3 separate regions of the Homo sapiens genome follow, and all the other regions are linked to region 3. Evidence: read pairs that join two places in POLR2A ChIA-PET (ENCODE). Cell type or tissue: OCI-LY7. All regions are shown on one strand. Each heading gives the region's core, and the rest is flanking DNA. Links, peaks and the distances in the headings are about the cores only.

Region 1 (8,115 bases), core at 1,255-6,254, 270 kb before region 3:
TCCTCCCACTTCGGCTGGGACTACAGGTGCATGCCACTATGCCCTGCTGATTTTTGTATTTTTTTGTAGAGTTGGGGTTTTGCCATGTTGCTCAGGCTGGTCTGCTCCTAGGCTAAAGTGATCCTCCTGCCTTGGCCTCCCAAAGTGCTGGGATTACAGGTGTGAGTCCCTGTACCAGGCCCTTATCACACTCTTAAAGCTTCTGGAACGTTTTAGGACATCAGCTATGTACACTATTAAAATTTTCCCTTCATTCTAGTTAGGATTTGGCTATGGATACTCTTTCGATTGTAATCTGTCTACAACTCAGCAATGTCAGCACCATCTGACAAAGCTGTAACTTTCATTCCAGTCCCTTTTTAATGTTTCCATCATCAACATTCTTAACCAGTTTTCTGCTGGAAAGGAGAACTGTATTCTAAACGAGGGCTTTTAAAGGTACTGCACCCAGTTGTAATTAACTAGCATAATTAGCATTTTATGTGTAATATAGACATGTGTCATAAACTGTTGCTTGAATCCTAAAGTCAGTTCCAAACCCATTTCTCCTTCTGTTATAGAGGTTCGAAGACAAATATGCCTTTTTCTAACTTCCCTTGCAGTTAGGGCCAGCTGTGTGATTTAGTTCTGGCTAATGTGATATAACCAGAAATCTTCTGGAAGACCTCTACAGGGGGAAAAAAAAGTAGCTTCTCTCATAAAAGGAATAGAAACATTTGTTTGTATATATACTCTCTTTCTTCCATCCTTAAGTATGTAATGTGATATATGGAGTCTTTGGCAGCCAAATTGTAATCATAAGGTGACAAGCCTCAGAATGAAAAGTTAACAAGCTAAGAAGGTAGAGCAGAAAGACAGAATCTGAATTCTTTTTTTTATTTTGAGACAGCGTTTCATTCTATAGCCCAGGCTGGAGTGCAGTGGCACAATCTCGGCTCACTGCCACCTCCCCCTCTCGGGTTCAAGTGATTGTCACACCTCAGCCACCTGTGTATCTGGGATTACAGGTGCAGGCAACCACGCCGGCTAATTTTGTATTTTTAGTAGAGTCAGGGTTTCACCATGTTGGCCAGGCTGGTGTTGAACTCCTGACCTCAAGAGATCCGCCCTCCTTGTCCTCCCAAATTGCTGGATTACAAGCATGAGCCACTGCATCTGGCCAAGGGACTGAATTTTTTTTTTTTTTTTTTGAGAAAGGGTCTCACTCTGTTGCCCAGGCTGGAGTACAATGGCGCGATCTCGGCTAACTGTAACCTCCACTTCCCAGGTTCAAGTGATTCCCACGCCTCAGCCACCTGAGTAGCTGGGATTACAGGTGTGTGCCACCACGCCCAGCTAATTTTCATTTTATTATTATTATTTTTTTGAGACAGAGTCTCGCTCTGTCACCCAGGCTGGAGTGCAGCGGCGCAGTCTTGGCTTACTGCAAGCTCAGCCTCCCGGGTTCACGTCATTCTCCTGCCTCAGCCTCCCAAGTAGGTGGGACTACAGGTGCCTGCCACCATGCCCGGCTAATTTTTTGTATTTTTAGTAGAGACGGGGTTTCACTGCGTTAGCCAAGATGGTCTCGATCTCCTGACCTCGTGATCTGCCTGCCTCGGCCTCCTAAAGTGCTGGGATTACAGGCATGAGCCACAGCGCCCGGCCTAATTTTCATATTTTTTTAGTAGAGAGAGGGTTTTGCCATATTGGCCAGGCTGGTCTCGAACTCCTGACCTCAAGATATCTGCCCTCCTCAGCCTCCCAAAGTGATGGGATTACAGGTATGAGCCACTGCGCCCAGCCAAGAGTCTGAAAAATTTTTTTTTTAATCTTTCAAGCTTTTATTTAAATGCCATGATCCAGGATGGATTTTAGATCTTGTTGAAAGCAGCCACATCCATGGGCTGCACATAGTCCTCAAACGCAGTGATCTGCTCCTCCAGCATATCTGTTCCAACTTTATCATCCTCAACTACACACTGTATTTGAAGTTTCTTAATTCTGTATCCCACTGGAACTAGTTTAGATGAGTCCCAGACTAAGACGTCTGCTTGAATGCTTCTGACGCCCTCTAATTTCGCCATATCTGTCTCATCATCCCAAGATTTCACATCTAATAAGATGGAAGACTTGGAAACAAGTGCAGGTTTTTTGGCTTTCTTTGATTCATATTGTGCAAGACGTTCTTCCCTTAGCCTCTTTGCTTCTTCACTTTCTTCCTCATCATCAGATCCAGAGAGATCAATGTCATCATCATCTTTACTATCTGTAGCTCCACTTCCTGTAGTGTCTTCCACATCTGCAGGACCATACTTGCCCAAAGCTTTCTTCACTCCTGGCAGGCTGGCCTTTTCCTTTTCGTAAGACTTGATGTGATTATACCAACATAGAGCATGACACAAGTCGGCAGGCAGTGGGCGGGGCACTGCTTCAAATACTGCCACATCTGCTTGTGATGGCACATACCCCTTGATGTAGCTCTTGTCTGTCAGGTAATCATTGAGCACCTGGAGGCCGGCGGGGCTTTTCAGGTCTCCAAAACCCATGGCTTTGGCTGTATCTGAGAGTTCTCCATGTACGAATTGAGGGCCCTGAATTAAGTGGCCCACAGATTGTCCTTGGACCTTTTGTTGCATTTGAAAATAAATTAATAAAATGGGCCTGTCTTAAATTCCTACCTCCACAGCTCCCGAAGATAATGGGAACTGCCGAGTCTGAGTTCTTAACGACATTATTGAGCTGCCAGAATAGCCCCGAGATAACCTTCTCTGGACTTCTTGTTAAGGATACAAACTCCTAAGAGTTTAACCTACCTGTCAGACTTTTCTTTTTTCTTTTTTTTTTTTGAGATGGAGTCTCGCTGTGTCGCCCGGGCTGGAGTGCAGTGGTGCGATCTCAGCTCCCTGCAACCTCTGCCTGCTGGGTCCAAGCAATTCTCTGCCTCAACCTCCTGAGTAGCTGGGATTACAGGTGCCCGCCACCATGCCCGGCTAATTTTTGTATTTTTAGTAGAGACAGGGTTTCACCATCTGGTCTTGAACTCCTGACCTCGCGATCCACCCGCCTTGGTCTCCCAAAATGCTGGGATTACCGACGTGAGCCACCTCGCCCAGCGTTCTGTCAGACTTTTCTGTTCCTTGTAGCTGAAAGCATTCCTAATGTAAGATGTGGCAGCTTCAATGTGAATAAAGTTAATATAAAATTGGAGAATTTGTCTATATGGTGTTATTTAGGCACAGAAATACAGGTAATATGGGAATATGACAGCATTCGGGGGTGAAAGATCAATTCTAGTCATGCTTTGGACATTGCAAAACATGGGTATTAATGCCAAAGAATCCAGTCCTAGTCATAATTTCTAGGTTTTCTGGCTACCTCCTCAGTCCTTTCCCACTGTACTTACGGCATTTTAAAGTGTTATCTTCCCCAGGCTTAGAAACCTGAACATGACAGAGGCAAGGATTGAAGTTTCAATAATATGGGAGAAGCTAGCTGGGTATGAGTAAGAGTGAGTGGGTGGAGGACATCAATTAAAGGATGAGTGTGTAGAAACATATCAGTTTTCTAACCATGGTTGTTTCTAGGATATCCCAAGTTTATGGTATCTGCAAATTCTTGAATTTCAGTGGGGGAAAGAAGAGAACAAGATATTTAAAAAGGCAAAAAAAAAAAAAAAAAAAGAAGGAGAAACAGCAGCAACAGCCTTTGAAGGTCTAGAAAATTTTCATGCAAGCGTTAAAAGCTCCTTCAACTTAGGGTTTCACTTCCGCCTGGTTTCTGAACACTTATGTGAAGTTGATGGTAAAGCAATGTCGATCATGTGCTAACCCATTCCTGTTAAGTTTTAGATTAATGGTAAAATGTTTGGTAAATTTGTTCATTTGGTATGGAAAGTTAAAGTAGAGGTAGATAATACCTCTTAGAAGTGAGAAAATACATAGGACCCTTGTGGAAAAAAAGTAGTTAGGAAATTAAGAAAATTTGACCATATCAGGAGACGAACATAATAAGTTTCCACTTACTTAATTTTTTTGATTCAGTTTTTATTTCATTCAGTTTTGTTGTTTCTAAAATTTATTTTTGTAAATTTATTATTATTTTTCCTAGACATGGTCTTGCTCTGTCACCCAGGCTGGTGTGCAATGGCACAATCTTAGCTCACTGCATCATCCTCCCAGGTTCAAGTGATCCTCCCACTTCAGCCTCCTGAGTAGCTGGAACTACAGATATGCGCCACCATGCCTGGCAAATTTCTTTATTTTTTTTTTTAGAGACAGCATCTCACTATATTGCCCAGGCTGAACTCCTTGTCCTGAACTCCTTGACTCAAGAGATCCTCCCACCTTGGCCTCCCAAAGTGCTGGCATTTACAGGTGTGAGCCACCATGCCCAGCCTAAATTTATTTTTTATTGATACATAATAGATGTACATATTTTGCGGGTAATGTTATAATTTAATACATTGATATAATTTATAAAGATCTAATCAGTGTAATTGGGATAGCCATCACCTTCCCTATTTGTTTTTTCTTTATGCTAGAAACATTCAAATTAGTCTGTTAGCTATTTTGAAATATACAGTAGATTATTGTAACCTGTAGTTATCCCACTGATCTGTTGAACACTAGATCTTATTTCTTCTATCAAACTGTATATTAATATTTGTGCCCATTAATCAACCTCTCTTTATCTCCCCGTCCCTGCTACCTTGCCTGGCCTCTGGTATCCACCAGTCTACTCTCTTGTCTTCATGAGACCTACTTTTTTAGCTCTCACATATGAATGAGAACATGTGATATTTGTCTTTCTGTGCCTGGCTTATTTCACTTAACATAATGACCTCTGGTTCTATCCATGTTGCTCCAAATGACAGGATTTCAACTTGTACTTAAATTTGTATCGTTTGCTGAGACTTACAAGGCAATCTCTGTTTCCTTAATCATAAAGGAAGACACTAATTCTTTGTGTAACTGAAGAAATCAACCAAAATGTTATTTACTAATGGCACAATGAGAGAATTGATTACTTTAAATGGAGGCTGACACTTGCAAACCCCTGTATGTGTTCATCTGCCTTTTACATTTGTCAACTAGGTTGGTATCCTCTCTGTTCTCTTACTAAAAGTTTTGGAAATGGCTGGCCTTACTGATCAGACACTTCTATAGATGTGGTATGGTCAGAGGTTATATTATTTCTGGTTTGGAGTGAGAAAGAGAGTTTGTAAATGCACTATAGGTAAATATGGCAAGTCTGCAATTACAGCACTATTAAATATTTAGATCTTATGTACAAATGATACAGAATAATTACGAGCTTTATTTTATATTTTGTCTCTACTCTCTGTTGTTCAGTGTTAGACCCTGAAGTACTTCTGATCTAATTAGAATCCATTTTGTCAGGTTTTGTGAATTTCAAAAATTTATGTATGTATGTATGTATGTATATATGTATTGGGATGGAGTCTCACTCTGTTGCATAGGCTGGAGTGCAGTGGCGCGATCTTGGCTCACTGTAACCTCTGACTCCCAGGTTCAAGCAATTCTCCTGCTTCAGCCTCCTGAGTAGTTGGGATTACAGGTGTGTGCCGCCATGCCCGGATAATTTTTATATTTTTAGTAGAGACGAGGTTTCACTGGCCTGGCTGGTCTGGAACTCCTGACCTCAGGTGATCTGCCCGCTTTGGCCTCCCAAACAAAAATTTAATATTAGTTTATATATATAAATACTATCTTGACCACTATTTAAAAAAGATAATTAACAGCATCTCATATTAATATGGATAAATGTCTAGGATATATTGTTAAATAGAGAAAAGTAAAATACAGTGTGTGTGTGTGTGTGTGTGTGTGTGTGTGTGTAGTATATGTATGTGTGTGTGTGTCTGTGTGTATGCCTATGTTATGGAAGTTTATACTAGACTGTTTAGACTGCTTAAAATATTTTTTTCTGTGGGCAAGAGGGTTTTGGGAGATTTTCATTTTCTATTAATACTTTATTCAATTATGTAATATCTGAATTGTTATAATCAACATACATTCTTTTATAATCAGAAAAAAACAAATATTTTCTTTTTTCAAGTAGTGTAAACAAATATATTCCTTTTTCAATTTTATCTTATTTTTATTTTTATTATTTAGAGCCAGGGATTTGTTCTGTCATCCAGGCTGGAGTACAGTGGCACAATCATACCTCACTGCAGCCTTGAACTCCTGGGCTAAAGCAATTCTCCCACCTCAGTCTCCCAAGCAGCTGGAACTACAGACACACCACCACGCCCAGCTAATTTTTGTATTTTTTTGTAGAAACGGGGCCTCACAATGTTGCCTAGGCTGGTCTTGAGCCCTGGGGCTCAAGCGATCCTCCCTCCTTGGCCTTCCAAAATGGTGGGATAACAGGCATGAGACACCACACCTGGCCAAAGGTATTTCAAAGAGACATTTTTGAGTAAAAAAAAAACGTTTTCTGGCTGGGCGCGGTGGCTCACGCCTGTAATCCCAGCACTTTGGGAGGCCGAGGCGGGTGGATCATGAGGTCAGGAGATGGAGACCATCCTGGCTAACAAGGTAAATCCCCATCTCTACTAAAAATACAAAAAAAATTAGCCGGGCCTGGTGGGAGGCGCCTGTAGTCCCAGCTACTCGGGAGGCTGAGGCAGGAGAATGGCGTGAACCCGGGAGGCGGAGCTTGCAGCGAGCCAAGATCTTGCCACTGCACTCCAGCCTGGGCGACAGAGCAAGACTCCGTCTCAAAAAAAAAAAGTTTTCTGATTTTGTGTATACACACAATACAAACAATATTTAAATATATTTTATAATATATTTAAAGCATTGTTTGATGCTTTTAGAATTGAGATGCCTCACTCCTGATCCATTTTTTGGTGTTGGGATTAGCCTCTTGGATTAGGCATGAACTAAGAAGAACGTTTTTTGAGAGAAGGGAGAGAAAAGGAGAAAGCTACCTGAATGAACTGATTTGGAGGGTACTAAGAAAGGCTACAAATAAAAGAAAATCCATAAAGAATTTCTACAACTCAACGACAAACAACCAAAGAACCCTATTAAACTCCCTGTTGAAAAATGGGCAAAGAGGCCAGGCATGGTGGCTCACACCTGTAATCCCAGCACTTTGGGAGGCCGAGGCGGGCGGATCACCTGAGGTCAGGAGTTTGAGACCAGCCTAGCTAACATGGTGAAACCCCGTTTCTACTAAAAATACAAAAAATTAGCTGGGCCTGGTGGCGCACGCCTGTAATCCCAGCTACTCAGGAGGCTGAGGCAGGAGAATCACTTGAACCCTAGGGGCAGAGGTTGCAGTGAGCTGAGATCGTGCTATTGCACTCCAGCTCGGGTAAAAAGAGCGAAACTCCATCTCAAAAAAAAAAAAAAAAAAAATGGGCAAAGGATTTGAATAGACATTTCTCCAAGAATATATACAAATGGCTAATAAGCACATGAAAAGATGCTGAACATCATTAATCATTAGGGAAATGCAAATCTAGCCTACAATGAAATATCATTTCATGCCTATTATCACACAAAACAAAAACAAAAAAATACAAATGTTGAAGAGGATGTGGAGAAATTGGAACTCTTGTGCACGGGTGGTGATAATGTAAAATGCAGCCACTATGGAAAACAGTATGTCAGTTCCTCAAATTTTTATTTATTTTATTTTTTATTTTTAAGAGGCAGTATTCCTCTGTCACCTACGCTGAAGTGCAGAGGGGTGATTGTAGCTCACTGTAACCCTCAAAATCCTCTGATCACCCAAGCGATCCCCCTGCCTTGTTCTCCCAAAGCACTGGGGTTACAGGTGTGACCTACTGTGCCCGGCCCCCTAAAAAAATTAAACTGATAATTACCATATGATCCAGCAATCTCACTTCTGGGAATATACCCAAAAGAATTCAAAGCAAGGTCTCAAAGAGATACTTGTACATCTGTGTTCACAGTAGCATTATTCACAATGGCCAAAGGATGGAAGCAACCCAGTGTCCATTGGTGGATGAATGGATAAACAAAATGTCGTGTATTTATACAATGGAACATTATTCAGCCTCAAAAAGGAAGGAAATTCTGAAAGATGCCTCAACATGAATAACCTTGATGACATTATGCCATGTGAAATAAGCCA
Region 2 (8,115 bases), core at 1,255-6,254, 330 kb before region 3:
TAAAAGCTAAGTCACTTTCTCTATCTTGAGTGGTGTGTGCACCCTTGGTAAGAGAAGAAAACCAGATAGATTCCTGTCTTGTATTAGGAAACAATATGTACAAACATAAAAAATAAGTATAAACTCTTATCTCTTAACTTGTATACCACTCTAAGACTAAAACAGCCAGGCGTGGTGGCTCTTGCCTATAATTCTGGCACTTTGGGAGGCTGAGGCAGGAGGATTGCTTGAGGCCAGGAGTTTGAGACCAGCCTGGTCAACATAGTAAGATTCTGTCTCTACAAAATAAAATAAAATAAAATAAAAATTAGCCAGGTGTGGTGGCATGTCTGTAGGCCTGTAGTCCCAGCTACTTGGGAGGCTGAGGTGGGAGGATCACTTGAGACCAGGAGTTCGAGGCTACAGTGAGCTACTTTTAAAATATTTTTTAAAAATTTAAAAGGCCTGTGCTGTGGCTCACAGCTGTAATCCCAGCACTTTGGGAGGTCATGGCGAGTGGATCACTTGAAGCCAGGAGTTGAAGACCAGCCTGGCCAACACGGTGAAACCCTGTCTTTACTAAAAGTACAAAAACTAGCCAGGCATGGTGGCCCACACCTATAATCCCAGCTACTCGGGAGACTGAGGCATAAGAATTGCTTGAACCCAGGAGGCAGAGGTTGCAGTGAGCTGAGATCATACCACTGTACTCCTGCCTGGGCAACAGAACAAGATTCTGTGTCAGAAAATAAATAAAATAAAATTTGGCCGGGCACGGTGGCTCACACCTGTAATCCCAGCGCTTTGGGAGGCCGAGGCTGGCGGATCATGAGGTCAGGAGTTCGATACCAGCCTGGCCAATATGGGGAAACCCCCTCTCTACTAAAAAATACAAAAATTATCCGGGTGTGGTGGCACGCACCTGTAGTTCCAGCTACTCAGGAGGCTGAGGCAGGAGAATTGCTTGAACCTGGGAGGCGGAGGGTGCAGTTAGCCGAGATCGTGCCACTGCACTCTAGCCTGGGCAACAGAGTGAGACTGCATCTCAAAAAAATAAAATAAAATTTAAACTAAAACAGATTAAATACAACAAAGCCAGTCTAAATTTTTGATTGTGTGCTTGGTATTTTGCTGAAACTAAATTTCCAATGTATTTGGAATATGGCAGCAATTGTTAAAAGTTGAGGGAGTTTTTGAGTTTGTCAAGTAAACACTCCCCTAGGCCATGTGGTGGCTCAGTTCCCCTTTTAAGAGTAAACTATGAGGTCACTAAGTTTCCAGAGTCATAGATACAATCACATTTTAAGTTCAGCTCCATTCTTTTCTCATTTTCTTGGACAGTTGGAGTAACCTGCTGAGTCTTTGTCAAAGAAAGCTCAGATGCAGAACCCACATAGCACTACTTAGATGCAACGTGGTGATTCAGATTCCCCAGAATATGCTTATATTTGCCTTTGAGATAACCACTGAAGTGAAAACAAAACATTTAAAAGTTTTGAGTACAGATCTCATGAATCTATCAGCAGTAAGCTAAGGCATGTGTACTAGTCCTGGAGGGGAGAAGAGGCAAGTGGAAACTTAAAACAGATAATTCTGGCCCTACAGGGTGGCTCTTGCCTGTAATCCCAGCACTTTGGGAAGCCAAGGTGGGAAGATCGCTTGAGGCCAGGAGTTTGAGACCGGCCTGGGCAACATAGCAAAACCCCGTCTCTAAAATAATAAATCTACACCTGTAGTCCCACCTACTCCAGAGGCTGAGGGGAGGATCACTTGACCTCCAGGAGGTCAAAACCACAGGGACCTTTGATGGCACCACAGTGAGCTTTGATGGCGCCACTGGGTGACTGAGGGAGACCCTGTCTCAAAAAAAAAAAAAAAAAAGATGGTAATTTTAATTGCACTGTGAGCAGCTTATGCTCAGGGACCCTGGTTTATATATCTGTTCTCTCACAGCACTCAACATTGTGCTTGACATTATTTACAAAATGGTTGAATGGATTTTCCTCAGAACTTTTCTGTTAAAACCTTTGCCAAAGTACTATTTCAAAACAAATGACAATGCTAGTACCACAGAGAAGAATAGACCATGGTAAGATGAAAACCTTAGCTTAGACCCACTTAAGAACTCTTGAACGAAACTACAGTGATGTGTGTATATATTTTTTCGTTTGTGTTGTGGCCTTAATTTTTTTTTTAAGATCTCAATAGCAAGTTTTCTAGAGGTTATAAGACTCACCAAACTAATATGTCTTGGAAAGGATACCCACAGGAAAGCTGTCAATGAAATTATTTGTCAGGTAAGAGATACAGGTTGGTGCCTTTATGAGTGGTAGAAGAGGAAAAGAACCTTTATCTGCATTATTTTAATATATCAACCATAAAGAGATATAAATTGTTTTCCCATGCTTCCAGTATTTTAAAAATAGGAGTTCATATTGGTATTTTCAGGAGCTCTTTTGACAACTACTTTTGGTTACCTAAAGGCTGAAGAATGTTTTTGTTATGTTTGAGACAGGGTCTTACTCTGTCGCCCAGGCTGGGGTGCAATGGCACAATGATAGCATATTGCCGCCTTGAACTCCTGGGTTCACCTAGCCTCCCACCTCAGCCTCCAAGTAGCTGGGACTGCAGGTGTGAGCAACCGCCTCATCCATGTTTTCTATTTCTATTCAGAGTGAACACAACATGCTCCCTTGGTCTCTGCAACCATCGATTCCTAACAGCCTAGAGGTAAACCTCAGAAAAGTTTTTAAATGTTTCTCTTAGCCGTCTTAGCAGTTTGCGATACAACAGTTTGTTAGGGTTGCTTCTTTTGTTTGTGCAAGACTTGAATACTTAACTTCTAATCCAGAAGCTGTGTTTACTATAACATAAAATATTAAAGATGAGCTGATGGTGAAATCCTCAAGTGTGAAGAAAGTTTCTTAGCTTTATAGCTTTATGGAAACAAGTACATTGTATTTTTTCATTCAGATGAATGAACTTTTATTGAACATTCATTAAATGCTAGGCACTAGGCAAACAAAGACTTAATAGAATGACAACAGTAATTTTCCATAGAGCTTGATACAGTATTGGTACCTTCCTGGCAGTATCCCAAAGGATTTGTTGGCTTTCATTAATCCTTTCTAGTTATTCGTCAATCAGTGCATCAGTCAACATGTTGCTGAGCAGATAGAGGAGAATTTGCTTAGAGTGGTCAGATTTTTATTGCTGACGTTGCTGTATAACCCTCCTCTGCCGAAGGCTGAAAAGTGGTATCAGTCATTGAGACATAATTCTGCTCAGTGTATAATAGACTACAAAATAATCCTTAGTTATTTGAGTGTCCTTTTTACGTGTATATATTTATAACTTATACCCCACCTATTCACAGAAAGGATTTCTGATGTATTTCAGTGGTACAATTCACAAAAATGCACATGCCGAGACAATAACTATTATTAAAAATACTGTTCTTAAGATTTTTGTTTTTGTTTTTTGGATACATACATCGTATACATGTATCTGTGTGTAAACATGTATCTGTGTTACCATATCCTGGGGTTCCTTTCCCAGCTTGTAGCCAATAGCCAAAAGTTCAGAATTCTGCCTTCTGCGGACCCTATTATCAATTTAGAAGCTACTTACCTAAGTAAATCCATTTACATTACAGCATCTATTTTTAAAATGTAGTAAAATTGCTGTGTAACACAAAGGCTTCTTGGAGAATGAAACTTCAAAACCAGATTTGAATCATAAAAAATACTTCTTCACGGTGGCTCACACCTGTAATCCCAGCACTTTGGGAGGCAGAGGCAGATGGATCACGAGGTCAGGAGTTCAAGACCAGCGTGGGCAAGATGGTGAAACCCTGTCTGTACTAAAAATACAAAAATCAGCCAGGTGCGGTGATGGGCACCTGTAATCCCAGCTACTCGGGAGGCTGAGGCAGGAGAATCACTTGAACCCAGCGTGGGGAGGGGTGGAGGTTGCAGTGAGCCGAGATCGTGCCACCACACTCCAGCCTGGGCGACAGAGTGAGACTCTGTCTCAAAAAAAAAAAAAAAAAAAACTTCTTAAGCTTGCCATATCCACCCCCTTTGTTGGCCCTTTCTATTGTATCTTTTTCATTAATTTCTGCTTTTTATTTCTCCATTTTCTTTGGGCTCCTTTCTTTGTCTAACTTCTTAAATTGGATGCATCGCTCATTGAGATTTAGCTTTCTTCTCTGATATAAGCCCTTGAGAGATACTTGCTATACCTGACAAGTTTTGGTATGTGTAGGGTTTTGTTTGTTTGTTTTTAAAGAAACAGGGTCTCACTCTGTCTCCCAGGGTAGGCTTAAGTGACCCTCCCACCTCAGCCTCCCAAGCAGCCAGGACTATAGGCATATAAGCATCTACCACGACACCTATCTAATTTTTAAATTTTTTTTGTAAAGGCCAAGGTCTTACTGTGTTGCCCGGGTAGGTCTAGAACTCCTATTTTTTTTAAATACTCGTGCTTTCTTTTTTAACCAGGAATTATTTAGAAGTATGTTTTTAATTTCTAAATATTAGAGATTTATAATTTTTTTGTTGTTACTGACTTTAATGAATTGCAGTCATAGATGGTGGTCTGGAAGAAAATAGTTAAGATTTGCTTTATGGCCTAGTATTAGTCAGTTTTTCCATTTGTGCTGTGGAAGACTATGCATTCCCTAATTGTTAGATGTAAAATTAAAATCAAGTATCTTAACTACTTTATCTTTTATAGCTATCAATAATTGAGGAAGCTGTGTTGAATTCCATAGTAGTGGACTTGTCAGTTGCTCCCTATAGTTCTGTCAGTTTTTGCTTTGTATATTTTCATGCCATTTTATTAGTGGCACAGTGGCTCACGCCTGCAGTCCCAGCACTTTGGGAGGCCAAGGCAGGAGGATTGCTTGAGGCCAGGAGTTCTAGACCAGCCTGGGCAACATAGGAAGACCATGTATCTTAATAAAAAAAAAAAAAAAAAAAAAAGTAGGTGCACTGCACTAGCTCTGTTTTGGTAAGGATTTTTTGCCTGGTATGTTACCACCACCACCCACCCTCAGTCTTTTTACTTTCAACCTATGTCCTTGTTTTTAGATTTTTTTAAATGTGTACTCCACAAGTGGCTAGGTTTTTTTTTTTTCCTTAATCCAGCCACTGGATTTAAATGGACAGTCTGTTGCTTCAGTATGGTTATTGTGGTTATTAACATATTGGGATTTGTTTCTCCTTATGTTTGGTTTCTTTTTGGTATTTAAAATTTTTTTTATTTTTCTTCCTTTCTTGCTCTCCCCAACACTCCTTTTTATTTCTGCTATTTAATTGGTTCCCCTTGAAATTTTTCATGCATTCTTAACTAAACAAGATGTAAAAATTAAGATTATAAACCCTTTTCTAAATTATACAGGACCATAGAACACTTAAACTAAAAATATGGTACTGTTATAGTATTCTTTTCTTTTTTAACTCCACATGATAAAGATATTAAAATTACAATATTGACTTGTTATCAGTATATGTGTATGTATATACCAATTTTCTTTGTTTAGTAATAGTCATTCCTGTCCTTTATCCCTTACATCCTAACCTATTTAACCCAAAGCTTGATTAGTTTATGATTTAATCTTTCTGTGATTCTTTTTGGAAAAAATAAACAAATAAATAACTATTGGCTTATCTCCCCTTTGTTTTCATTCTAGCTTAAGTAAATGTTTAGGAATTCCCTTGAGGTCCAGAAACGTGGAGTCACATCAAATTGTGTTCTATTTTGCATTTTTGAACATGACTGTGGATAAATCGCTTATTTTACCTGCTTTTATCAGTGTCCTGTTGGGAGACAGGAGCAGAAACCACTTTGCATGTTTTTAAAAAGGAAGGAATATGATTTTTAGGGAATAAGGTTACAAATTATTAGAAGGAATAGAGGAACAAAAGGGAGGAAGATGGTGTTTCCAGAGGTAAGGATTACAGAAAGCCTTTGACCCTGCAAGGATGAGTACTGTTCAGAGTCCACCATCGTCTGCCTCCCTTGTCGTGTAGCTGCTACTAGAGCCCCTGTTTATCTGCCATATGTCCCTCTGTAGGAGCTCACAGGGGCGACTGCTGTCTGCTGTTGGTGGTGGCATCACCAGGAGCAGAATGGATTCTTTCTCTCATGCCTTTTAATCTGGCATAGATGCCGTTGACAGAACCTAATAAGAACTCAGTAACTGTCAGAATATTAATGCATGTCCAAGCACTTGAACTAACTTATCATTAAGGTCCTAGAACTGCCTAGCTCTGTAGAATGTTTCTGTAGGATTCATGAAAACTTTTGTGGAAGTCTTAATGGTGTTTACCACATTTAAAAATCTAGATTAGGTCATCTTTTCCCCCCTGTTAAATCCAACTGAAATTCTGAATCCAGTTAGGAAGTTGCAGCTAGCAGGGGCTTTCAGTTGTGCTATGTATTTGGCAAGAAAGTTCAAGAATCGGCTTGTTTTTTTCTAAGACATGTTATAAATTCATTCTAAATATAAATGACATTTGCAGCTCATAGATGCTGTTTTACCCAAACATTTTTTAATTTAATTAAGCATGCTTAATATGATATATCAATGTATTCCTTATTAAGAAAACAAGGGAATGCGGCTGGGCCCAGTGGCTCATGCCTGTGATCCAGCACTTTGGGAGGCCGAGGCGGGCAGATGACCTGGGGTCAGGAGTTCGAGACCAGCCTGGCCAACATGGCAAAAAAAAAAGAAAAAGAAAATAAGGGAATGCCCGGATTGTGTACAAGGTATTTTCCTTTATATATCAAATGGAGGAAACCTGCAGAAACACTGGAAACCAGAGTAAGTTGCTACCTACATACAATTTTCCTTTAAAAATTTTTAAGGAATTCGGGGAACTATTAGACTTGGAGAACTATTTCAAATCAAAGGAAGAAGTGGAGAGCTCTCACTTCCTAGGCTCAAGAAAGCTGAATTTTTATTGGAAATGTAGGACTCCAGTAACACCCTTAATTTGAAGGTGCAGGGACTAAAGGGTGACAATTAGCTTGGGATCCTTTTCAGCCAAAATTATTTGAAGCCAGCTGTGCAGGGAAACCCAAGAGTAGGCCTCTCCTCCCACATCCACTTCTAAACTGCAGCACTGAGAACACCCTTGGGCTGCAGTAGATATCTGCAGTGAGGGCTGAGCCACATCGAAGCTGTGCAGTGACTCAGCCCGCCTTCCTACATTAAACTTGGTAATCTTACATTTATGTTTATTTCTCTGGCTTTGGTGATGAATATGGTATAGTCATATCTTACATGGGGTTAGGTTCTAATGTTAGTAAGGGAAAAAAATCACATATAGCTAAAATCACCCTTGACAAAATTCTAGAGAAGGCATAATCATATTGGAGACTGCCCCATCAATTCTCAGTAGAGCAGGTAGTCACTTTTATGTCCAGCGTTTGAACAGATGGCTAGATGGCTAGGGTGATTCTTAAGTTGAGTGCTAGCTAAGGTAATAGGCTTGTATTGTACGGGCTGAGATTTTAAACACTGCAATGATAAACAGCATGTTGATGTACTTATGCTCTGCAAGATACCCAACGAGAGACTAACGTGGGAATGGCAGGTTTGCATCACATACCTCACACTTACCTCTCTGGAGCATACCCTTCTTGAATGGAATGACTGGTAGACTCACCACTATTTAAATTCTCTATTTCTGGCTAAGTGCACATAATTGAATGTCGTGCATGTCAAGTGAGTGAATGACGTGGCCACTGTAAAGAGATAACATAAATGGATGAATCTGCAACATAAAAAGAGGCTCCACAGAAAACAGTATTTGACAGAAGCAGCTTTTTTCTCAAAATTCTCCGAGACTGAAAATGAGAAGATCTAACAACAAATGAAGAAGCAGTTCAGGATGAAATACTGATAATATATAAAGTGAATGAAGCTGATTATAAAACATGTATGAGAGCTGGATGTGGTGGTGCATGCCTATAATCCCAGCACATTGGGAGGCTGAGGTGAGAGGATAGCTTTGAGGCCAGGAGTTCAAGACCAGTTTGGGCAATATGGCCTGACCTGTAATTTTTTCCCCCCCGTGGGTACAAAGGGAAGGGAAACAGGATCTTCATCTTTTTTTTTTTTTTTTA
Region 3 (8,115 bases), core at 1,230-6,229:
TTGTTCTGGAGCAGTTCCTTAGCTGTGCTATTAAAATTTATGCCATGTTAGGAGGTTCAGTTTACGTGGACCACCTGAGCTAGGAAACAGAAGTACACTGTAAAGGGTTGCTATGGTGGTGTAGGTTGTATAGTTGTATACTGCACAAGTGTGCCTACCTCAGAGGGCAGGTGGGGCTGAGATCCAGCCTGGCTCCGCTTGCCAAGGCAGGTGTTCCTGTGTGAAGTTGTGTTGCCTTGAGGCAAAGGTACCTCCTAATTTGCTCAAAGATGCTGTCCGCATGCCAAGCGTGCTGCCTTGGGATGACATCAGCTCAGAGGAGCTGCCATTTCTAATTTTCCCACAGGTGCCTTAGGGTCTAGCTGCAGCCCTGCCTAGTTTGGGAAGATTCCCCATACCATTCCCACTGGTATGAAAAGAAACATCCAAGGCCGGGCGTGGTGGCTGACACCTGTAATCCCAGCACTTTGGGAGGCCATGGGGGGCGGATCACCTGAGGTTGGGACTTCGAGACCAGCGTGACCAACATTGCGAAATCCCGTCTCTACTAAAAATACAAAATTAGCCGGGCGTGGTGATGCATGCCTGTAATCCCAGCTACTCTGGAGGCTGAGGCAAGAGAATTGCTTGAACCTGGGAGGCAGAGGTTGCAGTAGGCCAAGATGGCGCCACTGCACTCCAGCCTGGGCAACAAGAGCAAAACTCCATCTCAGAAAAAAACAAAAGAAAAGAAACATCCAGCTGGGTGCGGTGGCTCACGCCTGTAATCCCAGCACTTTGGGAGGCTGAGGCGGGTGGATCACGAGGTCAGGAGATCGAGACCATCCTGGCTAACATGGTGAAACCCCGTCTCTACTAAAAATACAAAAAATTAGCCGGGCGTGGTGGCGGGCGCCTGTAGTCCCAGCTACTCAGGAGGCTGAGGCAGGAGAATGGCATGAACCTGGGAGGCGGAGCTTGCAGTGAGCCGAGATCGCGCCACTGCACTCCAGCCTGGGCAACAGAGAACGAGACTCCATCTCAAAAAACAGGCAAAAAAGAAAAGAAAAGAAAAGAAACATCCATATGCTCTCAGTTGGTGGGGAGGGCTATGGAACACACAGTGTCTAGATCCGTAAAACTCACTCCCAGGCCTGTCTCCACTAATTCTGAGGCTCTCCTAAGGTGAGCTTTAAACTTAGCCTTAAGCTATATCATAGGGGTCCTGAATGAAAGGGTGAGTGGGTGAAGAAATAGACTTGGTGTCTGGTGGGGTTTCCCTCATTGTGCTGTTGTGTAACAAGCCTGCATGCTACACAGCTTGTGCAGAATAGCACTTAAAAATAGCCGCAGCCGGCCAGGAGCAATGCCTGGTGGGAGTCCCAACGCTGCCTGAGCTCTGTCCTAGGTGTGTTAGTTTGCTAGGACTGTCATAGCAAAGTATCACTGACTGGGTGGCTTAAACAACAGAAATTTAGTGTCTTACAGTTTTGGAGGCTGGAGGTCCCATATCAAGGTTTTGGCAGGGTTGGTTTCTTCTGAGGCCTCTCTCCTTAGCTTGTAGATGGCTGCCACCTCCCTCTGTCTTCACATGATCTTCCCTCCATGCCTGTGTCTGTGTCTTAATCCCCTTTTCTTCTAAGGACGCCAATCTTATTGGACTAGGGCTCACCCTGAGGGCTGGTTTTACCTTAATTCCCTCTCTAAAGACCCTGTCTTCAAAACAGCGATATTCCTAAATTCAGGGGTTAGGACTTCAACAAATGAATTTTGGCGGGGGGCACAGTTCATAACACTAGGGTTGTCCTGGTTTGCCAGAATTGGAAACTTCCCACATTAAAATAGCCACCAGTTTGGGAAGATGTGTACCCAGCAAGATCTGCCATACTGTTTCACCACAAAGAAGATGCTAACAAATGTCAGTGCAGTGATAAGTGTGATCAGCATAAAGCAACCTCTCAAATTTGGATGCTGTGTCAAAGGCTATGAGAATTAAATGGAACAGCATCTTTGTTTGGATTAACCTCTAAACATCTGAATTTTCTTTTCTCTAGAACAAAGAAAACCATGGGCTGGTGGAGAAGCTGACTAGCCTGGCTGCTCTTCGAGCTGGGGATGTGGAAAAGATTCAGAAGCTGGAAGCAGAACTAGAAAAAGCAGCCACTCACAGGCGAAATTACGAGGAGAAGGGGAAGAGATACAGGGATGCTGTGGAAGAGGTCAGCTGCGGGCGTGTGAGACGGGATGGAAATATGCGGACTCTCTGTGAAAAAGATGAGCGCTGCCAGCTTTTCCTATGAAGTGGATTTCTGCAGAGCAAATCAGATTTTGCTATCAACTTCCATTACCAAAGGGAGCCTACCTTTTAGGAAAGGCGAGATCAGAGGATTAGAGTCTAGGGGAAGGGAGGAGGTTAATAATGAGAGAAATGCAACATAGGTTTTCTCTTTCTTTCAAGTTTTGCAAAATGATGACAGGCCCAAAGAGCCCTGGCTGGCTGCCTCCCTTTCTTCCAGGATGACCTTGGTCTCCTATCACTTGTCCTTAAGGTCTATGCCCTGGAAATGTCTTCCCCTGAACAGCGATGCAAAGCTAGGGTAGGGTTTTCATCTCTGGTGTAGTGAAAAGAGCAGTCAGCATAAAAACCAGATGCCCTAGATTCAAATCTTGCCTTTGTCTGGCTGGGCAGCCTTGGCTAAAGTCCCTTACCCTCTCTGAATTTTAGTTTCCTCATATAAAAAAATGAGAATAACAAAAAAGGACTGACAGAATTGTTGTGAGAATAAAATCATCAGATGAAATACGTTAGCCAAATGCCTACCATAATGAATTTTAGTTTCCTCCTATATAAAATGAGAATAACAAAAAGAGATTGACAGAATTGTTGTGAGAATAAAATGGTCAGATGAAATAATGTAGCCAAATGCCTATGGTGAGTCCCTGCAAAAGTGTGAGCTAGTGTGTTCTAAGAAGGTGATCTTTATTATCATCCACTCTGCTGCATTTTGTTTTTTTTTTGTTTTTTTAGACGGAGTCTTGCTCTGTCATCCGGGCTGGAGTGCGGTGGCGCAATCTCGGCTCACTGCAACCTCCACCTCCCGGGTTCAAGCAATTCTCCTTCCTCAGCCTCCCGAGTAGCTGGGATTACAGGCATGCGCCATGACGCCCGGCTAATTTTTTGTATTTTTGGTAGAGGTGGGGTTTCACCATGTTGGCCAAGCTGGTCTCGAACTCCTGACCTCCAGTGATCCACCCCCGCTTGGCCTCCCAAAATGCAGGGATTACAGGTGTGAGCCACCGTGCCCAGCCTCTGCTGCATTTTCAAAGTCCTAGCACCCAGGGTTGGTGGCTTGGAGGCCCAGAAGACATCCCTTTGCCCTCCCCATGACCCGGTGCTGGGTGCACCAACACTGCTGCCGTGGGCATCGCCAGCTGCCAGTCACCATCAGTCAGCACCACGGGGCCTGCTGCCAGCCCAGCAGACACTTTACCAGGAGAAGTTGAAATGATAGGAATCCTGCTGTGCTCACACATCCTTCCTGAGTCATAACAGTTGCAAAGTGTGAATCCCCTTTACGCCATCAACTGTGTAATCATAGCATATTCGACATATAAAGTCCCCTGGCTATTGAGAAGCTCGACAAAAGGAAGAAGTATGTCCTTGACATTGAGGAGCCCTTGAATGTGTCCTTTCTCCTTGTTTCAGTCATTGCTGGCCAGGTCGGGAATAGTGTCACCTTTGAAGTCACGTTGAGCTCTTGCATGTGAAACAAATGGCAGCGTCTTACAGTGGCTGGTGCTCGCTGTTATCTATAGACAGGAGCTGAGAAAAAATAAACTAATTTAAGAATATACATCTTTTTGTGAAGAAAGGCAATGGTGACAACTTGAAGTGAGGTTTTCAAAAAAGTTTGTTTTTCCCCCTTCCCTCTGCTAGAAATTGGCAAAGCTTCAGAAGCATAATTCAGAACTGGAAACACAGAAAGAACAAATACAGCTGAAGCTTCAAGAGAAGACTGAAGAGTTAAAAGGTAAAGCTTGGGGGGCACAAATCCAGACATTCACTGATTTAGTCACTCAGTAAACAATACTGGGGTTGACCAGTTTTAGAACCAGGGGTCTCTGGTGTACACTTAGTTTAGTGAGGCAATTTTTGCTCACAAGGAATAGCCATATTTAAGTCGTGGTAACTTTGCCCTACAGATTCGTCTGTTTTATTTCTGTCTTTTGTCAGACAGCACAGCATTTCCTCTCTGTGCCTCAGAACCTCCTGGGCCCTTTGCAAAGTACAGATGGTCGGACCATGAGCCCGGAGCTTTTGCATCAGGAAATGGGTGTGTGTGTGTCTGTGTGTGCGCATTCGTGTGTGGTGGTGTCAGAGGTGGTTCAGACATCCGTAATTTTAGAAAACCTTTACGGTAATCCTGATGTACAGTCAGAGTAATGCTGCAGTCATGTTTGGTGCTCACCAAAGATTTGCAGAAAAAATTCTGATCTGTCGGAGTTACTTAGCCTAAGTGACACCCATGTCCTCTGCTACTGTCCTGCCCTGAATGAAGAAGGGCAGACCCTGGAACCAGTAGGTATCACTTCCTTTAGGGCTGTGGAACAGCTACGCTTAGCCTAGCTCTACACATTTGAGCTTTTCAGCTCAAGTTCAACTTGACAATACTTGTTGTACCCCAGAAAAGGCAACAGGCAACAGAGCCTGGTGATCCCTGACCAGATAGTTTAAATCACCACTCTCAGTGATCTTGCCTAGGGATCTCTTCCTTGAGCTCCAACGTGGGGGCAGCAGGAACACGAGGGTTCAGGCCTGGGGATTCTACACGCACCTCTAGCCCAGCAAATGGTGGATATGATGGGGCCCAGAGGAGTGCAGAGCCCTGGGAGTTCAGGGCGGAGAGTGGGAGGAGCGAATGTTGGTGAAGAGGGAGTAAACAGCCTGACACCAGGGCACTGGGGCAGGAAAGGCTGTGCAGGTGCTGACGAGGAGCAGGCCATGCCCTCCTGTTCTAGGTGCTGCGTGCCCTCCACCCTGTCTCTGTAGGGCTGATGGTGTGGGCACAGAAGCCATGTGAATGTCAGAGATGAACAGGAGCATGTCAGAGGTCCGGGAGTAAACCTTGAACCTGAGTTAGGAAAGGGTTTCCTCATCTCCACCCTTTTTATTACAGCACACTCCTCTTGGGTGGTTGTTTTGGCTTTTTTCCCCCCTAACTTCAAATAGAATTTCCCACAAGGGCATTTAAATTCTCAGGAATATAACCTGAAAATTATGTTTCTGAGACCATGTCATGTTTGGGTGAATAATTTTACATCCTCTTCCAAAAAGTCCATGAAAACTTTCAATGTAATATTTATAAACTGATTATCCTGTGCGCCTCCCCCGACATGGCAAACAGTGTTTTGTGAATAGCACCAACCTTTACCTATGCTTGTGACCTAAGACCCAGGGATGCTATCAAATGCTGTTTCTCCTTTTTGAGATTCTAACTTAACATGGACATAATCCCATTCCTCTTGAGAAGTAAATCACATTCGAGCAGCTTCTTTAGCGCATCTGCAAATGGCCTAAGATGGTAAGCACCAGAATTAAAGCCAATGCTTTTGGTTAATTGAAAATTGAGGTTATATAAAACGTGTTGGCTTCTAAATTAAAGCTTGAGCATTTCCCCCAGTATTTCCTGGCTGCCTTACAACGTTCTGAAGCAGTCATTTTGATTCAGAAACATTTGGCACTATGTTAGACAAACTATTAAACTGTTGGCTAAAAAAAAAAAGTAATTTGGAGAATTGCTATCGACGGTGCACCCCGAGGACTCCTTCTGGGGTGGGGCTCAGAGGTGAGGTAGAGCTCAAGGATGAGATATCAGCTTAGTGCAAATAGGGACATCACCATTTGAGGGGCTGCACTGCCATTCTCCCATTTTGATGGCCCCTGTGGCATATGGGTGTGTTGGGAATGTGGGGTTGTCATAGCCATGGAACGTCCTGCCCTTCGGCCTGCAGACTTTGTGTTTGCGACTCTTGTATTTCAGTGTTAACAGCTGCCTTTTTTGTACTTCCTCTTTCCCAGATAGAGACAGACACTTGATTATTTTCTTGGTTATCACAGATGAGTGGTTCTCAGCTTTGCTGCCACCTCACCCCCCAGACATTTGCCAATGTCTGGAAACAATTTGGGTTGTCACAACTGGAGCAGAGGTGCTACTGGCTTCTAGAGGGTAGAAGCCAGGGTTGCTGCTCAGAATCCTGCAATGCGTGGGACAGCCCCTCTCCACAGCAAAGAATTATCCAGCCCAAAGTAGCAATAGTGCCAAGACCGAGAAACCTTGTCACAAATGGATCATTTTCTTCCCAAAGGGTTTCTATTTATTTATTTATTTTTTTTTTTTTTTAATTTTTTTTTTTTTTTTTTTGAGACGGAGTCTCGCTCTGTCGCCCAGGCTGGAGTGCAGTGGCGGGATCTCGGCTCACTGCAAGCTCCACCTCCCGGGTTCACGCCATTCTCCTGCCTCAGCCTCCCAAGTAGCTGGGACTACAGGCGCCCGCCACTACGCCCGGCTAATTTTTTGTATTTTTAGTAGAGACGGGGTTTCACCGTTTTAGCCGGGATGGTCTTGATCTCCTGACCTCGTGATCCGCCCGCCTCGGCCTCCCAAAGTGCTGGGATTACAGGCGTGAGCCACCGCGCCCGGCCTCTATTTATTTTTAATAATATTCATTGTCTCAAAGCCAATATCTACTTTAATAAATAACAGACCAACAAAAGTACTATAAATGAAACTATTTATTGATAATTCCAATCTGACAAATTTGTGAGAATTATTATTTTGAAACCCCCTCATCTTTATTTCTTGTTTATAAAAAATGAGCTATACTCTCATTGTAAGTCCTGTTAATAATAAACATCACATGATTGTCCTGACATTCTCACTTTCTTAAACATAACATGAAACAATCAAGGCATTGATTTGGCAGACATATCTCAAAAAGCATTCTCTTTTTACAGAAAAAATGGACAACCTCACCAAGCAGCTCTTTGATGATGTACAAAAGGAAGAACGGCAAAGAATGTATGGAATCTAGTTTGCCTTAAAGCTACTTTCTTTCTTCTGTCTGTGCTGTTTTATATTTTCCATCTCAGTTTGCATATAGCAGACACAGATACAAGAAAGTGGGGTGTGACTGTTTTTAGGAAGTGAGATTAGAGATTTATGAGAGCTAAGTTCCACAATGTGTACTGTCAGATACTGAACACATTCTAGACTAGTCCATAAAGCTTCTGCTGGGTGGGTACAGTGGACCACCAGGAATTCTTTTCTTTTCTTTTCTTTTCCTTTCTTTCTTTCTCTTCTTTCTTTCTCTCCTTCCTTCCTTCTCTCCTTCCTTCCTTCTCTCCTTCCTTCCTTCTCTCCTTCCTTCCTTCTCTCCTTCCTTCCTTCTCTCCTTCCTTCTTTCTTTCTTCTTTCTTTCATTTTCTTTCTTTTCCTTCCTTCCTTCCTCCCTTCCTCCCTTCCTCCCTTCCTTCCCTTCCTTTCCTTCCTTTCCTTCCTCTCCTTTTCTTTCTTTTCTCTTTCTTTCTTTTCTTTTTTTTTTACTTTATTGCTAAGACAGTGCAAAATTCAGAGACTACCACCACCTTCAACTTCTACCAAATCCAAGAATTAAGATTCTTGCCTAGGAAATAAACCTCCCTCCTTTCCTTCCCCACCTATTGTCCTTGTTAGTTTGTCTTTTATCCCAAAAGATAAGGTAAGTAATGGACCTCACAGAAATTAAGGCAGGTGCCTGACCTTGTACTGTACCAGCCCACCTTTCCTATCTCAATAGCAAACCCTTTGCTAACCTCCAAGGACTCCAATCTGGGCTTCCCTTCTCTTAAGGAGTCAAAGGTTTTTAGATCTCAAAGTTGGGGTACATGGCAGGGTCCCGGAAAGAGATAGAACATGCTTGGCACATCTCTTTTGGGGGCTAGGAAGCTCAGGGCTGCCTGTGGTGGTAGGATACAAAACTTCCCCATGCAGTGAGCAGGACAGCCTGCGTCTGGGTGAGGAAGCAGGATTCTAAAGAGAGGAGGGAATATCACAGAATCGCTCCAGGAGTTAACAAATATATGAAGTGTTTCATGAT

The links. Peaks named below come from ENCODE experiments on the same cell type or tissue, not always from the same donor. Only the 100,000 strongest peaks of a DNase experiment are listed, where the experiment ranks them.
Region 1: POLR2A ChIA-PET joins it to region 3 with 6 read pairs; 2 of 35 experiments call an interaction of 5 or more read pairs at or near these places.
Region 2: POLR2A ChIA-PET joins it to region 3 with 6 read pairs; 5 of 35 experiments call an interaction of 5 or more read pairs at or near these places.

The regions. Positions count from the first base shown.
Region 1 is chr15:52,499,602-52,507,716 of GRCh38, reverse strand. The region is part of intron 1 of MYO5A (myosin VA); the gene reads left to right. It also overlaps the pseudogene EEF1B2P1. Among named protein-coding and RNA genes, the nearest start is that of MYO5A, 25 kb to the left of the region's middle. In OCI-LY7, for the core only: no CTCF peak of the experiment used is centred there; DNase peaks (open chromatin) are centred at 2,406 and 3,736; H3K4me3 peaks cover 2,060 bases; H3K27ac peaks cover 3,598 bases.
Region 2 is chr15:52,558,784-52,566,898 of GRCh38, reverse strand. The region is part of intron 1 of ARPP19 (cAMP regulated phosphoprotein 19); the gene reads left to right. Among named protein-coding and RNA genes, the nearest start is that of ARPP19, 6.2 kb to the left of the region's middle. In OCI-LY7, for the core only: no CTCF peak of the experiment used is centred there; no DNase peak of the experiment used is centred there.
Region 3 is chr15:52,231,565-52,239,679 of GRCh38, reverse strand. It overlaps MYO5C (myosin VC), which reads left to right. Exons shown (of 41, transcript NM_018728.4): 22 at 2,034-2,198; 23 at 3,917-4,010; 24 at 6,995-7,058. It overlaps LOC105370820 (a long non-coding RNA gene), which reads right to left. Exons shown (of 4, transcript XR_007064638.1): 4 at 2,354-3,802. Among named protein-coding and RNA genes, the nearest start is that of MIR1266, 42 kb to the left of the region's middle. In OCI-LY7, for the core only: no CTCF peak of the experiment used is centred there; DNase peaks (open chromatin) are centred at 4,279, 4,929, 5,479 and 6,059; H3K4me3 peaks cover 2,850 bases; H3K27ac peaks cover 3,290 bases.